Regions from separate parts of the Homo sapiens genome. Here region 1 is linked to region 2. A link is an interaction called in ENCODE POLR2A ChIA-PET data of the cell type or tissue named here. Cell type or tissue: K562. All regions are shown on one strand. Each heading gives the region's core, and the rest is flanking DNA. Links, peaks and the distances in the headings are about the cores only. Region 1 has its middle 15 kb from the start of KIF3C. Region 2 overlaps OTOF (otoferlin).

Region 1 (4,383 bases), core at 289-4,288, 470 kb before region 2:
AATTTTGTATTTTTAGTAGAAACAAGGTTTCACCGTGTTGGTCAGGCTGGTATCGAACTCCTGACTTCGTGATCCTCCCACCTCGGCCTCCCAAAGTGCTGGGATTACAGGTGTGAGCCACCATGCCTGGCTCAGAATTATTATAAGACAATATCCATGTGCCCATTATCCAGGCCAAAAATAGGATATTGCCACCATCCTAGAAGCCCCCTGCAGGATTTTCTGCTGTCAGGAATTCCCCCTTACTCGTTAAAGGTAACCACTATCCTAGCTTTTCTGGTAATTCTTACCTTTTCTTTGTTCTTTTATCAACTAAAGATTATGGTTTTGGTTTGCCTGCTTTTGAACTTCATGTAAACTTATATAGTGTGTATTCTTTTGTACCCGGCTTTTTTCTTTTTATTTTTCCTTCCTTATTTATTTATTTATTTTTTTTTTATTTTTAGTAGAGACAGGGTTTTACCATGTTGGCCAGGCTGATCTCGAACTCCTGGCCTCAAGTGATCCACCCACCTCGGCCTCCCAAAGTGCTGGGATTACAGGTGTGAGCCACAGCGCCCAGCCATGTACCTAACTTTTTTCTTTTCTTTCTCTTTTTTTTCTTTTTATTTGAGAGATTTATCTGTGTTTGTTTTATCTATAGTCCATTCATTATTACTATATAATATCCTATTTTATGAATATACTACCCATGATCGGCTCCTGATGGACATTTGGGTTGTTTCCACTTTGGGATTATTACAAATTATGCTGCCATGAATATTCTTGTCCATGTCCCCTGTGTAAGTTGAACACATTTCTGTTCGGTATTGTCTTAGTTGGTTCTGGTTGCTGTAACAAAATACCATAGTCTGGGCAACTTATAAACAGTAAACATCTATTGCTCACAGTTCTGGAGGCTGAGAAGTCCAAAATCAAGGCACCAGCAGATTTGGTGACTGGTGTCCTGCTTCTTTCATAGATGGCACCTTCTTACTGTGTCATTATATGCTAGAACAAGCAAAGAAGTTCCTTCAGCCTCTTTTATTGTAAGGGTGCTAATCCCATTCACGGGGGCTATGACTTCATGATCTAATCACCTTCCAAAGGCCCTACCTCTTAATACTGTCACCTTGGGGGTTAGGATTTCAACATATGAATTTTAGGGAGACACAAACATTCAGACCATAACAAGTATATACCTAGGAATGGAATAGCTGGGTCACAGAGAATGCATTATTTTCAACTTCAGATAGTGTCAAACTGTTTTCCAAAGTGGGCATAACAATTTGCACTCCCAGCAGTGCATGAGGTCCAGTTGCTTCACATCAGCACCAATACTTAGTAATGTCATTCTTAGTTTTAGATATTTGGTATCTCGTGCTTTTAATTTAGGTTTCCCTGATAACAAATAAAATTGAGCACTCTTTCATATGCTTTTTGGCATTTCCATATTTTCTGTGAATTTCCTGTTCAAGTCATTGCTCATTTTTTGACTCAGTTGCCTGCCTTTCTTACTGCTTATTTTGGATTTCAGCCTTCTGTTGCTTATATGCATTCCAACCATCATCTCTGTGGCTTGACTTTTCATTCTGTTCATAGTGCCCTTTTATAGCCAGGATTTCTTAATTTTAATGTAGAAACATTTATCAATCTTTTATTTGGCTTGGCACTTTTTGGATCTTGCTTAAAAACTCTTCCTGTACCCCAAGGTCACAAAGATATTCTTGTATATTGTTTTCTTTTTTCTTTTTTTTTTTTCCTTTCTTTCTTTTCTTTTCTTTTCTTTTTTTTTTTTTTTTTTTTTTTTTTTGAGACAGAGTCTCACTCTGTCACCCAGGCTGGAGTGCAGTGGCACATTCTTGGCTCACTGCAACCTCCACCTCCTGGGTTCAAGTGATTCTCCTGCCTCAGCCTCCCCAAGTAGCTGGGACTACAGGTGTGCGCCACCACGTCTGGCTAATTTCTGTATTTTTAGTAGAGATGGGGTTTTGTCATGTTGGCCAGGCTGGTCTCAAACTCCTGACCTCAGGTGATCCGCCTGCCTCAGCCTCCCAAAGTGCTGGGATTACAGGCATGAGCCACCGCGCCCAGCCAAACTTTGCTCTTTCTTAAATCTCAGAGTGGGACTGCCAGTGCCAGCCTGGCATTCCCTCTTGAAATCATCACCTATTTCAGAGGAGGCTGCTACAGTGGGAAGTCAGGACAACAAGGTTGGGGCCAAACTCTGGTCTCCCAGGCATTTCACCTTAATAGGAAAAGTGCCTGAATCTGTCCTCCTCATTTGGCTCATGTGCAGAACAAGGCACAAAGCCCTGCGTCTCCCGGCTGCCTGTCCGATGCCCTTTTCCCTGACTCACCGTCAATCAGCAGTCAGACCAAGGTCCCTGACTCACCGTCAATCAGCAGTCAGACCAAGGTCCAGGCTCTTGCCTCCTGAAATGTTGCAAGGGCGGTTTCCCAGTGTGATTCACAAACAGCAAGAATGTTTCAGGCTGACTTGGAGACCACTTGGGGGTGGTATCCTCAGCCAGGAAGCTTCCTCAGGGCCTCTGAGTCCCAGAGAGCTCTATTTGTCTCTTTCTTTCTTTTCTTTCTTTTTCTTTCTTTTCTTTCTTTCTTTTTCTTTTTCTTTCTTTCTTTCTTTCTTTCTTTCTTTTCTTTCTTTCTTTCTTTCTTTCTCTTTCTCTTTCTTCCTTCCTTCTTTCTTTCTTTCTCTCTTCCTTCCTTCCTCTCCTTCTTTCCTTCCTTTCTTTCTTTTTCTTTTTTTCTTCCTTTCTTTCTCTTTCTTTGCCTTGCTTTTCTTTCTCTCTCTCTTTCTTTCCTCTTTCCCCCTCCCTCCCTCCCTTCCTTCCTTCCTTCCCTCCCTTATTTTTCTTTCTTCCTTTCTCTCTCTCTTTTTTTTTTTTTTTTTTTGAGACAGAGTCTCGCTCTGTCGCCCAGGCTGGAGTGCAGTGGCATGATCTTGGCTCACTGCAACCTCCAACTCCCAGCTCACTGCAAGCTCACACCATTCTCCTGCCTCAGCCTCCCCAGTAGCCGGGACTACAGGCGCCCGCCACCACGCCCAGCTAATTTTTTGTGTTTTTAGTAGAGACAGGGTTTCACCGTGTTAGCCAGGATGGTCTCGATCTCCTGACCTTGTGATCCGCCCACCTCAGCCTCCCAAAGTGCTGGGATTACAGGTGTGAGCCACTGCGCCCAGCCTCCTTTTTTTTTTTTTTTTTTTTTTTTTTGAGATGGAGTCTCACTCTGTCACCCAGATTGGAGTGCAGTTTCGTGTTCTTAGCCCCCTGCAACCTCCGCCTCCTGGGTTAAAGTGATTCTCTGGCCTCAGCCTCCCATGTAGCTGGGACTACAGACACATGCCACCATGCCTGGCTAATTTTTGTGTTTTTAGTAGAAACAGGGTTTTGCCATGTTGGCCAGGCTGGTCTCAAACTCCTGGCCTCAGGAGATCCACCCGCCTTGGCCTCCGAAAGTGGTAGGATTACAGGCGTGAGCCACCGCGCCCGGCCTCTTTCTTTTTCTTTCTGTTTCTCTTTCTTTCTTTTTTTTCTCTGTCTCTCTTTCTTTTTCTCTCTCTCTTTTCTTTTTTCTTTTCTTTCTCTCTTCCTTCCTTCCTTCCCTCTTTCCTTTCTTCTTTCTTTCTCTTTCTTTCTTTCTTTCTTTCCTTCCTTCCTTCCTTCCTTCCTTCCTTCCTTCCTGCTTTCTTTCTCTCTCTCTCTCTCTTTTTCTTTCTTTCTTTCTTTCCTTTTCTGAGACGGAGTTTTGCTCTCATTGCCCAGGCTGGAGTGCAATGGCGCGATCTCGGCTCACCGCAACATCTCCCTCCTGCGATTCTCCTGCCTCAGCCTCCCAAGTTGGGATTACGGGCATGTGCCACAACACCCAGCTAATTTCGTATTTTTAATAGAAACAGGGTTTCTCCATGTTGGTCAGGCTGCTCTCAAACTCCCAACCTCAGGTGATCCTCCTGCCTCTGCCTCCCAAAGTGCTGGGATTACAGGTGTGAGCCATCACGCCCAGCACTCTGTTTCTTTTTCTTTCTTTCTTTTTTGACTTTGGACGATCTTGTCACCCAGGCTGGAATGCAGTGATGCAATCATAGCTCACTGCAATCGCAAGCTCCTGGGCTCAAGTGATCCTCCTGCCTCCACCTCCCAAAGTGCCGGGATTACAGGCGTGAGCCCCATGCCCAGCCCCAATCTCTGCATTTCTGAGAGCTCATAGCATCTTTCATCCAGGGCCCTCGTACCACCTTCTTTGCTGTTATCCTCATGTGTGGTATTGTTTCTCCAACTGTGAGCAACTCCAGGTCAGGGAACACCCATGGATTTCCTTGCCTAGCGCTAACCCTGGATACCAATAACCCTCAGTAGCTGTGAGATTGAGCCATGAATT
Region 2 (4,383 bases), core at 202-4,201:
AATTCTCTGCTTCTCTGGGAAGTGCCTCATGGACAGAGAAGTAAGGAGAGTTTAAGGATTAGAGCCAGATGGACCTGGGCCGATGCCCTCGCTCTGCCTCTAAAGAGCCACATGACCTTGGGCGAGTCACTAGAAGTAGGATCTTGGTTTGTTTATCTGCAGAATGGGATGCAGATAGCCTCTCTACCTCACTGGGATTTGGACAGAGAGAAAGCAGGTGGGGCTGCCCTGTAGGAGGGGTGGAAGCACAGAGGCTGGGCAGACAGGAACGGGGCTCTGGGGTGATGAGCAGAGGGTCACTAAGACCAGGTTTAGGCTGAGGACACCCCAGGCTAGGCTGTGAGGTTCCCCAGGGAAGTGTGGGCCCCTCCTGGCCTCTGAAACCCCCTGGAGAGGGGGCAGGCGGCTGCATCCAGTGCCCCATTACCGTTCTCGTCCTCAATCTCAGAGGGCCCAGTGAAGACGCGGTTGGCCACCTTCACTCTCCCAGGGGGCCCAAAGTGGGGGCCGTCCACTTTGCCGTCTTTGCAGAGGCGGGTCAGGATCTGGCTGGGCTTCATGGGGTCCCGCCAGATATTGTAGCCATGTCTGTGGGAGGGGACACACAGGCTTGGAGGGGCTGGGTGGGACTAAGCCATCCTGGATGACAGCTGGTCGTGGCCAGTTCTCTAAAGTTGGCTGTTGCCCTCATCAGCAAGTGAGCCTGATTCCTCCTGCCCTGGGCCCCAGGCTCACCTGAGACACTAGGGCTGCTGGAGGCTGAACCTTCCTGCCCTGGGCCTTGGACCACATATCAGTGTCCCCAGCCTAGCCCCACTGCATCCCCTCACTGTGCCCACTCCTCTGGAACCTCAGAGACTCCCATGAGGAAACTGAAAACCAGAGAGGTGAAGGGACTTGGCCAGGGTCACACAGCCTATAAGTGGCAGAGCTGGCCCAGATCCCCAGGGGACTCTTTCTGTCCTCCTCTTGCTAGCCCCCACCTTCCCTAGCCCACTTGTCTCTCCTCGTCCTGCCTCCTCTGTCCTGGAATCCACTGTCCCTCTCCTTGTTTTGGGATCTGCAGTCCTGTCCCCTGAAGACTGTGCCCAGGGACTGTAGGGGCAGAGGCCTGGCCTGGGACAGAAACCACAATGTCTAACCTCTCAAATCACCAGGATCTGAATCTCATTTTAGAGTGGAGGCAAAGCAGGCACACTGCCCCCGCCCTCTGCCCCATGCCCCACATACGTGGAGTAGGTCTGGGCGATGCCGCAGGTGGCGCGGTGCTTGCTGTAGAAGCGGTTCTCCAGGTCGATCTTGGTTTCCCCAATGAGGTCATCAGTGCCCACCAGGTCCCAGTCATACACAGCCACCGTCAGCATGGATTCCATGGGGAAGGAGGCCTCGATGTCAAAGGACCTGGTGGGGTGGAGTTAGGAGAAGGGCTTAAGGATTGGCTAGGGTGGGAGGTGTTCTGGGTTGGAGAAGTAGGGGTGTGGCAGGGGAGGGCACCAAGAAGCCTTACTTCCCAAAGACAGGGTTGAGCTGCTTGGAGATGTAGTTCTCCTTGTCGCGGATGTCAGTCTTGCCTAGCCGGATGGCGATGTAGGGGTCAGCTTTGCCGTTGATGTCAGCAGGGTGCAGGTCCGTGGCCTGGAATGGGGAGAAGGGCTGCCTGAGCAGGCTCCCATGCCCTGCTCATCTTCAGTGCCCCTGCCAGGCTGCCTGAGGGTCCTATGACAGTGAAGGGCAGGGGCAGGAGCACTGGACCCCTCAGGAGGCTTGCTGTGTGACCCTAGGCAAGTGGCTACCCCTCTCTGGGCGTTGACTTCTTCCTCTAGAAAAGATAAAGACTAGACCAAATGATCTCCCTGGTGCCTCCCAGTCTGGGGCTGTCAGTATGCAGCTTCTTCTTCTTTTTTTTTTCCTTTGAGACAGAGTCTCGCTCTGTCTCCCAGGCTGGAGTGCAATGACGTGATCTCAGCTCACTGCAAGCTCCACCTCCCAGGTTCAAGCGATTTTCCTGCCTCAGCCTCCTCAGTAGCTGGGATTACAGGTGCGTGGCACTGTGCCTGGCTAATTTTTGTATTTTTAGTAGAGACGGGGTTTAACCATGTTGGCCAGGCTGGTCTCGAACTCCTGACCTCAGGTGATCCTCCTGCCTTGGCCTCCCAAAGTGCTGGGATTACAGGCGTAAACCATTGCACCTGGCCAGTATGCAGCTTCTTTGCTCTCTCCCAGATGGGAGGATGAGGAGACTTGCAAGGAGGGAAAGCGACGGGAGTCTCACCCGGACCACATAGACTCGGACCAGCACATTGATGGGGTCATTGCTCGGGATGCCCTGGAACATGCCGTAGGTGGAGTCGTAGCCGGCTTCCCGGGACACGTCCTCTGGGAGTGGCACTTTGTACACGCAGAGGGAGCCCTGGGCAAGACAAATGTGGGTCAGGGTGTAGGTTTGCCTGGCAAGGGTGGCATTCAAAATAGCTAACAGCACCAGGAGGGCTGGACCCTGATGTGGCAGGGCCTTCACCCTTTAACTGCTGAGTCATGGGAGAGTCCAGGGCTTCTGGAGGCAGTGGCCGGGGCAGTGGTGGGAGGTGAGTGGGGGAACCTGTGGGGGGGGCAAGGGCTGGCGGGTGCTCAGGCTGGGCCCGTGCTCCTGGCCTGACCTTGAAGCGTCCCACAATGCGCTCCTCCTCGGTGGAGCCATCCTCATCATCCCCGGTCTTGCCCCGAAGCAAGTTGAAAGTGTGCAGCCAGTCCTCAAAGTTATCAAACTCGGACTCCAGCTCTTTGGGGTATACCTGAGACAGACCAGGCTGTTAGGGGGCGGCTGCCTGGTCTCTGGCTTTTGTCCTGCCCCACCTGCAGGATCACTGCGCCCCCCTCTTCCCGCCCCCACACACCCTAGAAGGGTCTGCTCCTAGGCTCTCACCTTAAGCTCATCAATCTTGGGTTTCTTCTTCTCGGGGGCCTCGGACCCCTGGCCAGAGCCAGAGCTCTGAGTTTTCTTCTTCTTCTCCTCTTTGGCAGCCCTTGCCTTCTCCTTGCCCTTCATTGACCCCTTCAGGCCTGGCCAGAAGCAGAAAAGGAGGTGGAGCAGAAATGAGCAGAGCAGGAAGGCCTGGATTCGAGACCCAGCTCTGTCGCTAATTTGCTTTACTAACTTAACTCTCGGATGTCCATGTGCTGTCAAATGCAGATAATACTCCCTAGCATGCCCGCCTCATGGAGGTGCTGGGGGCCCCAGTGGGTTTATGCCCGGGAAGGTGTCTGAAGACTGTCTTCATGCCCTTTGGAAGAGAGGGGCAGGAAGGAGCATGGGTTTGGGGGTGGAGGCCTGTTGCTGCGCAGTTCCTTGCCCACTCACTTTCCTCACTAGCTTCCCTCTTCTTGTCCATAATAATAACACTCTGTATTAGCATTTCCCAAACCTCATTCAGTGGAGCACCTGGTGCAGATGCTGCTGGCATGCTTTAGAAGAAAGGGTACTGTGATCCAATAAGCTGGGGAAATATTTTATACTGTGTCTTCCTTTTAGAGATGTATAATAACATTTGCACAGTAAAGGGTATGAAAAGTCCTGCACCAAAACAAGCTGTTTCAATCAGCTTTTCCTAAACTAATTTGACCAAAACTAATTTGTTCCTTCTAGAACATCCATCAATTTTCTTCATGGAAAAGAGTCTGGAAAATGCTGGATGGAATGAGCTCTGAGGTCCCTTCTAGCTCTGATGTTCTGTGGCTCTAAATGTCTGCCCATCACTGTGGGTGCTGAACTGGTCAGAGTAAAAGCCTCCCTGGACAAGGGCCTTAGCCTGCCCAGTACTGCCCATGGATTACTGATGCTGCTTCCCTGGCTACTAAGGCTGGGAGGGCTGGCAGGAGGGAAAAGAGAAGCAGGTGATGAGGTGGGCAGGAGAGCTGACCACCCAGGGGCGGGGAGGAGGAGGCAGAGTTCCAGGTTCCAGGGCTCACCCTCGGTATTGTCCACTTCCTCCTTCTCCTCCAAGTCAATTCCAGAGGGCTCTTGTTGTCGAAGTTGCTGCCAAAAGATGAGATGAAAAGGACAGAAGGTGGGTTTCCTGGGGAGGAGTCTGTTGACCCCAAATTGTGGGCCCAGACCAGTCTTAATGCACTAGAAGTAGAAAATCTTCCCTACTGCATTTCAAGTCCACCATGTGCTCTGCTTAAGTGGGTTAAAAAAAGTTTATAATGTGTACAGTGTGACTAGTGGTACTTAGGGGTTTATGCATCTGTGGCACATATACACCATGGAATACTATGCAGCCATAAAAAAGGATGAGTTCATGTCCTTTGCAGGGACATGGATGAAGCCAGAAACCATCATTCTGAAGAAACTGTCACAAGGACAGAAAACCAAACACTGCATGT

The links. Peaks named below come from ENCODE experiments on the same cell type or tissue, not always from the same donor. Only the 100,000 strongest peaks of a DNase experiment are listed, where the experiment ranks them.
Region 1: POLR2A ChIA-PET joins it to region 2 with 11 read pairs; 3 of 35 experiments call an interaction of 5 or more read pairs at or near these places.

What each region holds. Positions count from the first base shown.
Region 1 is chr2:25,995,537-25,999,919 of GRCh38, forward strand. No RefSeq gene overlaps it. Among named protein-coding and RNA genes, the nearest start is that of KIF3C, 15 kb to the left of the region's middle. In K562, for the core only: a CTCF peak has its summit at 2,512 (motif pointing right); a DNase peak (open chromatin) is centred at 2,425.
Region 2 is chr2:26,464,442-26,468,824 of GRCh38, forward strand. It overlaps OTOF (otoferlin), which reads right to left. Exons shown (of 47, transcript NM_194248.3): 33 at 3,967-4,033; 34 at 2,924-3,060; 35 at 2,658-2,792; 36 at 2,273-2,410; 37 at 1,508-1,635; 38 at 1,231-1,401; 39 at 428-588. Among named protein-coding and RNA genes, the nearest start is that of DRC1, 65 kb to the left of the region's middle. In K562, for the core only: no CTCF peak of the experiment used is centred there; a DNase peak (open chromatin) is centred at 2,570.